2 separate regions of the Homo sapiens genome follow, and region 2 is linked to region 1. The links are chromatin loops, found by intact Hi-C in ENCODE. Cell type or tissue: endothelial cell of umbilical vein. All regions are shown on one strand. Each heading gives the region's core, and the rest is flanking DNA. Links, peaks and the distances in the headings are about the cores only.

Region 1 (2,921 bases), core at 233-2,732:
TTGTGAGAAATGTACAGATTTTGTTAAAATATTTAATATCTATCCATACATCTTGAAGATATACAGAACAATTAAAAATAGAGTAATCTTACATTAACTGCACTTGACTTGGATTACGCTAATATTTTTACTTTTGTATTGTCTTCGAATCTTTAAGAAAGGACACTGCTAACCATTATTTAAGGAAAAGCCTGTTTGAAATATAAATAAACATCCCTGTAAGATTGGATTTGGGAGCTCTGGAGTTCAAACATCTCCTGAAATAGACCGTATGATGTTGGTCAGGCAAAGGAGTAACTTATTATTTTTTGAAACCTTTACCTCAAAAATCTTGTCCCAATCTGTAAAATTGTTATGAAATCAAGACTCCAGCTGACTGCATGCCATGCTTCTGTTTAGAAGCCCTGCAAGCTTTAACTGCTGGTGGTAACAGGCCCAACAGTATGCCCAATGCCAGTCTGAATGCTATCTTGAAAGCCTTTTTAACATCTCCATCAAAAAAGTCTATGAGGTTCATCATTTGTAGCCAGTGTTTGAAGCAAAGCTGAAAAAATTAACCAAGTTTACTCATAAATATAACTGTTTTATATAATATTCATTATAAAACCTCAAAATGACATGCAAAGATATGGTTTCAGTAATCCTATGAGATCAAAGTGACGTTTTTTAACAAGAGATTGCCTCTCACAGTACTGAGTTTGCTCTATCGGATTTTTCCTCGGGGTGATTTAATCTACTCTTACTGCGTTGGTCTACTTACCCATAACTTGTTTATCTTTATTTCCAGTCCCTGTACCTGACCCTGTGCCCTTCCATTCAACATTCCCCTGGAGTTGGGCACCCGCTTCTCAGCACTATGGTGCTACTCTCCATCTAACAGCTAGGAAATCTGAAGTATTCCTCAATAAAATCCCCCTACCATACTACCTACACCCAATAAAGCCCAACTCTTAACCCCATTCATTCTTCATTTCCTTCCCCCAGCTTCAGTGCATCCGTATTTATCTCTGAATATAAATTTCAAATATTTACAATCATAAACTATGTGCTTAATGTAATGGAGGTGACACATAGCACAAATAGACCCCAACTTCATTGTCAGGCTGAACACAGCTGGATATTTTATTTCCCTATATGAGTCAAAAACATCTACAAAAACTTCTGAGAATTCTGGCTGGAAGCCACTTTTAATGAGTCAGAAGTCTTCTGCCACCCTCCTGCTGCTGCCCTATAATTGTGATGAGTTCTTTCCTTTCCCTTTTGTTTGCTATACCTGAGGAGAGATGATGAGATATAAACAGCATAGTTTCTAGCACAAGACATTAGCAGGGAAGATCAGGAAAATGAAATATGGCCTAGAAACCACTACTAGTTCCATAATCCTGGAAAACTCATTGTTTCCCCTCCCCCTTCTTCTACGCAAACACACATTTTTATTCCCCCTCGAACCCGCATAAAATGTATCTGCCTTACCAGAATCACTAAAACATTACCAAAAAAATTTTAAGTGGTAGTTAATTGTTAAATTAGTACATCTCAAATATGTACTAAGTGCATGGTACTGTACTGGGAAGCTCTGGTAGTTTCAAAGACAAATAATAGTCCTATCTTTAAAGACATTCTTTTTCCTACTAGGAGGAAATATATTTTATAACATGGCAAAATCAAGCATAATATATTGCTCAGTAACACAGGTGCTGCAAAAGAGTTCATGGAGATGTGGCATCTAAATCGGGTCTTAAATACAGGCAAGACACTTCTGTTTCTGTGACGGCAGAATATCTAGCTTTCTGCAACTACCCTTCTCTTCCAGAAAACCACACCAAAACAAGAAAAGCAGGAGCCAGAAACACAAACTCTGTCTCCGATGAACCTAAGTGACAGCTAAACCCAGATGCTAATAAACAGGAAGATGGTAGAAAAGAAATCAATAATAGCATAGAACAGGAAGGCAAATATAATCACAGTATATTACTTAGCTAAACAGTAAACAATATACAGTCAAAAATAATACAACACTAATGTGTATATAATCCAAAATTGTGATAAAATATATTGGGAGGATGCAGGAAGGTGAAAAAGGTTAAAGTGAGACAAGACAGCACTAAAATCCCTAACTACCACAGTAAGACATCAAAAGATAAGGCCTCACATGCTATACTTAAGATGTGCCACATATATAATTGACTTTTAAAATCTGCCAGTATTATTTAATAGGAATACATTTTAAAACAATATTTCAATAGAAAGAAGTAAAAAGAACAAACTAAAAGATGACTGAAAAATGTAAGACAAAACAAATGAATACGTAAAGGACACCCTAAGTAGAAAATCTGCAAATACAAGTGCTTCTCCTATACATAACCATGATCCCAACATATAACTTTAATTACCAACCACACTTTTGCCTATGAAATTGACAATAATATTTTTTAAGCAAAAATGCAAAGATATAGTCACATCCCCAGATTGATGATGGAATGTAATTAGTAAATTTTTCTTAATTTGATACTATCTCTTGGAGTGTACGATTTGGTTCAACCTTAAAACAACACATACTTTTCTATCCCAAAATTCCCTTACAGGAATTTTTTCCTAAAAAAATAAATTTGCATTAAAATTTACACGTCCCAAGGGTATTCTCTGAAATATTAAAGTATTAAATGGTTGGGAATAAAATTTCCTCCCAAAAGAAAAACAGTTAAAAAAATTATAGAATATTAGTACAACAGAGTATTATGCAGCCTTTAAAAACAATGTTTTAAAGAGGAAGGGAGGTGGGTAGCAAATCAATAAGACAGGAGAAAAGACTCTAAGAGGAAAGGACGTAAAAACACAAGTATGGGGATGAGCAAGTACAAATTATGTATGGGAAATGACAAATAATTTATTTCAGCCATAACACTATCTGAGAAGAAACA
Region 2 (2,921 bases), core at 217-2,716, 140 kb before region 1:
ATACCTAAAAGCTAATCCACAACAGTCAAGTAGGCTTCATCTCTGGGATGCAAAGTTGGTTTAACATATGCAAATCAATAAATGTAATTCATCACATAAACAGAACTAAAGATGAAAAACACATGATTACCTCAATAAATGCAGAAACGGCTTTCAATAAAATTCAGTCTCAGCACTCTGGGAGGCCAAGGTAGGCAGATCGCCTAAGGTCAGGAGTTCAAGACCAGCCTGGCCACCATGGTGAAACCTTATCTCTACTAAGAATACAAAAATTAACTGGGCATGGTGGTTGCACCTGTAATCCAAGCTACTAGGGAGGCTGAGGCAGGAGAATTTCTTGAACCTGGGAGGTGGAGGTTGCAGTGAGCCAAGATTGCACCACTGCACTCCAGCCTGGGCAACAATGCAAGACTCCATCTCAAAAAAAAAAGAAAAAGAAAAAGAAAAACAAAAACGAAAAAAAAAAAGTTAAGAAAAAGAAAATAATGATCTTGTGGTTCATATTCTGATATTCTGGCACTCTTTCAGAGTGTAACAAGACCTTCTAATTAGACTTCATATAAACTCTCTACTTTTAAATATCTTCTTTTCTTTTTTTCTTTTTTTAACAAAGATTGGCAGAGTAGAGACATATCTTTAAGGGAGAATCTTCCTACTTAACTAATCATCTGTCCATCTGTCCATCCTATGCCTGTCTTCTTTCTCCTTTTTTTCCCTCAATATGACCACATATTGAACACCTACAACATGCAAAGCATTGTGCTAGGTTGATTCCTATTCCTATTTCCAAAAAGTCTTAGCTGCCCTCTTGGAATCAGCAAACAGCTACATATATAGGATTCTTGGAGTATCCTTTTTCCATTGCTTATAGAAACACACATATGCTTTGCTCCTTGGACTGCTAACCCCACTAAGGAAACACTGTCCCAGAGGGATAGTTCCTTTCCATATAGAAACAGTGATGCAGCACTGAGTAGGCACTCAGTAGTTACTGAATAAATTCATCAATAGCTGTGACAGCTTTCCCCTCTCCATGCCAAACTCCTAAGTAAGCTTTGAAAATCCTTCAAATTTACTTCTATTCCTTTCCATTCTACCATTTTTGAAATGGAAATACGTGAAGGAAAATGGATCCTGAATAATTTCAGCCCAAATTCCTGGAGGAAAATAGTAAGAAAAGGGAAATTGCTACTTATTTGGAGCTGCCCACAAGTTAAATTTTTATGATAAGATAAATTCTCATTATTTCAGCATTACCTCCTTCCTAGTAAAATTTATCATTGGTAGCTACCCTCATTTGCATTATTTAATATGCCCTGCTAGGATAATGTTATTTTTATTTTTTTTCACATGTCAAAACAGAGGCTTTGAAAAATTAAATAACTGGCCACCCAAAGAAGTCACTGGGTCAAAGATGGGGCTAGCATGGGGGTTTGAACAACCTGTTTAAGAAGGGACAGGTGCTGAATTAGTGGAATGTAAGAGTTGGCACTGAGCAATAGGCAAGCCCAAAAGAAAGAAGGCTGACTCACCAGGAAATGGAATTAGCACAAAAGGTCAACTTTCTCTCACAGATAAAGGAAAACTCACAAGTCATATCCCCGACAGGACAAAAACAAAGCCTAGACACTTCAGCAAAAACATAGCATGCCCAGAATATGACTTTTCTAGGAAAACTTTTGAATAACACTTACATATGGGAAAAATGTTTTAAAAACTGGGTACATATTGGGATAGAAAGAATATTCAGGTACGCATTAAGGATATTTCTAGATCTCTTGTCTCCTCTGGGTACAACTAGGTGTACAGAGAAAAATATTTTAGGAGTTTTCATTTCAAAATAAACAGAACAGGAAAATAAAGAATTCATTAAAAGAGTATAAAATTAATTTTAGTTGCAAAATAGTATGACTACCATTTAAACTAAGAAACAGCTCTTCTAGCGCTGCTACTACGGGTTCAATTCATTACAACTGATAAGATGTGGAGGACATGAAAGGGAGAGAAGGGTTGGACAGGAAAACCTTCAGGAAGATGGGGGAAAGCCACTAATAGTCATTGGTTCTAGCAGTCCATTAAAACATTTTCCAGCCTGCTTATTGAAGCTGTGGAAAAACTGGGGACTCATATTTCTCACTCTAGGATGTGGAAAGTTTAAATTACAAGAAGATGGAAAGGGAGGAAATGGCAAAAGGAAGGAACACCATGAGTTAGTTACAGCTAATCTCAATATATGGATATTTCTTAATTTAAGAAATGCAGGGAAAATCAAACAAAACGATGGGGATTATAACCAAACTGCCATGAATTTATGTACCAAAAAAGCTGAAAAAACAGGGCTTTCTTAAAGCTTATACAAATGAAGAGAAACATTAGACTGTGTACTTCATTATTATAATAAATACCCATTGAGCAGGCTGTCTACATAATGCATGTACATATAAGAGGGCAATAAAAAATCAACTGGGCAACTTTTTATTGTCCTCATATATACATAATGGGGCAAGTATAAGTCAATGGACCATTCTGAACATGCCCATATCTAATGAATTGGCAGCTATCACTTAGATATTAGAATTGCTACTATTCATTAAATGCTTCCCATGCTGTGGGCATATTTTAAGGAAATTTACATGTTATTTCATTGAATTCCTCTAGCAGCTCTGAAGTATTGTTACCCTCAGATAGATAGTAGATGAGAAAACTGAGGCTGAAAGAGAGTAATAACTCATCCAAGGACACATGGGTAGGAAATAGAGAAGCCAAGGCTTAAGCCTAAGGATAATTCTCTCAGAGTTCATGCTCTTTCTACTATGCCACACTCTTTCACCTCCATCTTACTCTGGGGTATGATGAGCTTGATGAGGTAGAGAAAGGCTTCTAATGACATGGAAACTAAAGGCAGTACTCCTCAGGAGAGA

The links. A loop is a pair of places that touch in the nucleus more often than their neighbours do. Peaks named below come from ENCODE experiments on the same cell type or tissue, not always from the same donor. Only the 100,000 strongest peaks of a DNase experiment are listed, where the experiment ranks them.
Region 2: a loop joins it to region 1, with 5 times the contacts of the local background. A loop is called at or near these places in 4 of 110 quality-filtered maps.

The regions. Positions count from the first base shown.
Region 1 is chr7:17,303,423-17,306,343 of GRCh38, reverse strand. All of the region lies in intron 1 of AHR (aryl hydrocarbon receptor), which reads right to left. Among named protein-coding and RNA genes, the nearest start is that of AHR, 6.2 kb to the right of the region's middle. In endothelial cell of umbilical vein, for the core only: no CTCF peak of the experiment used is centred there; a DNase peak (open chromatin) is centred at 1,173; H3K27ac peaks cover 1,775 bases.
Region 2 is chr7:17,443,493-17,446,413 of GRCh38, reverse strand. The region is part of intron 1 of LINC02888 (long intergenic non-protein coding RNA 2888); the gene reads right to left. The region is part of intron 4 of LOC105375172 (a long non-coding RNA gene); the gene reads left to right. Among named protein-coding and RNA genes, the nearest start is that of LINC02888, 70 kb to the right of the region's middle. In endothelial cell of umbilical vein, for the core only: no CTCF peak of the experiment used is centred there; DNase peaks (open chromatin) are centred at 1,553 and 2,083; H3K27ac peaks cover 1,469 bases.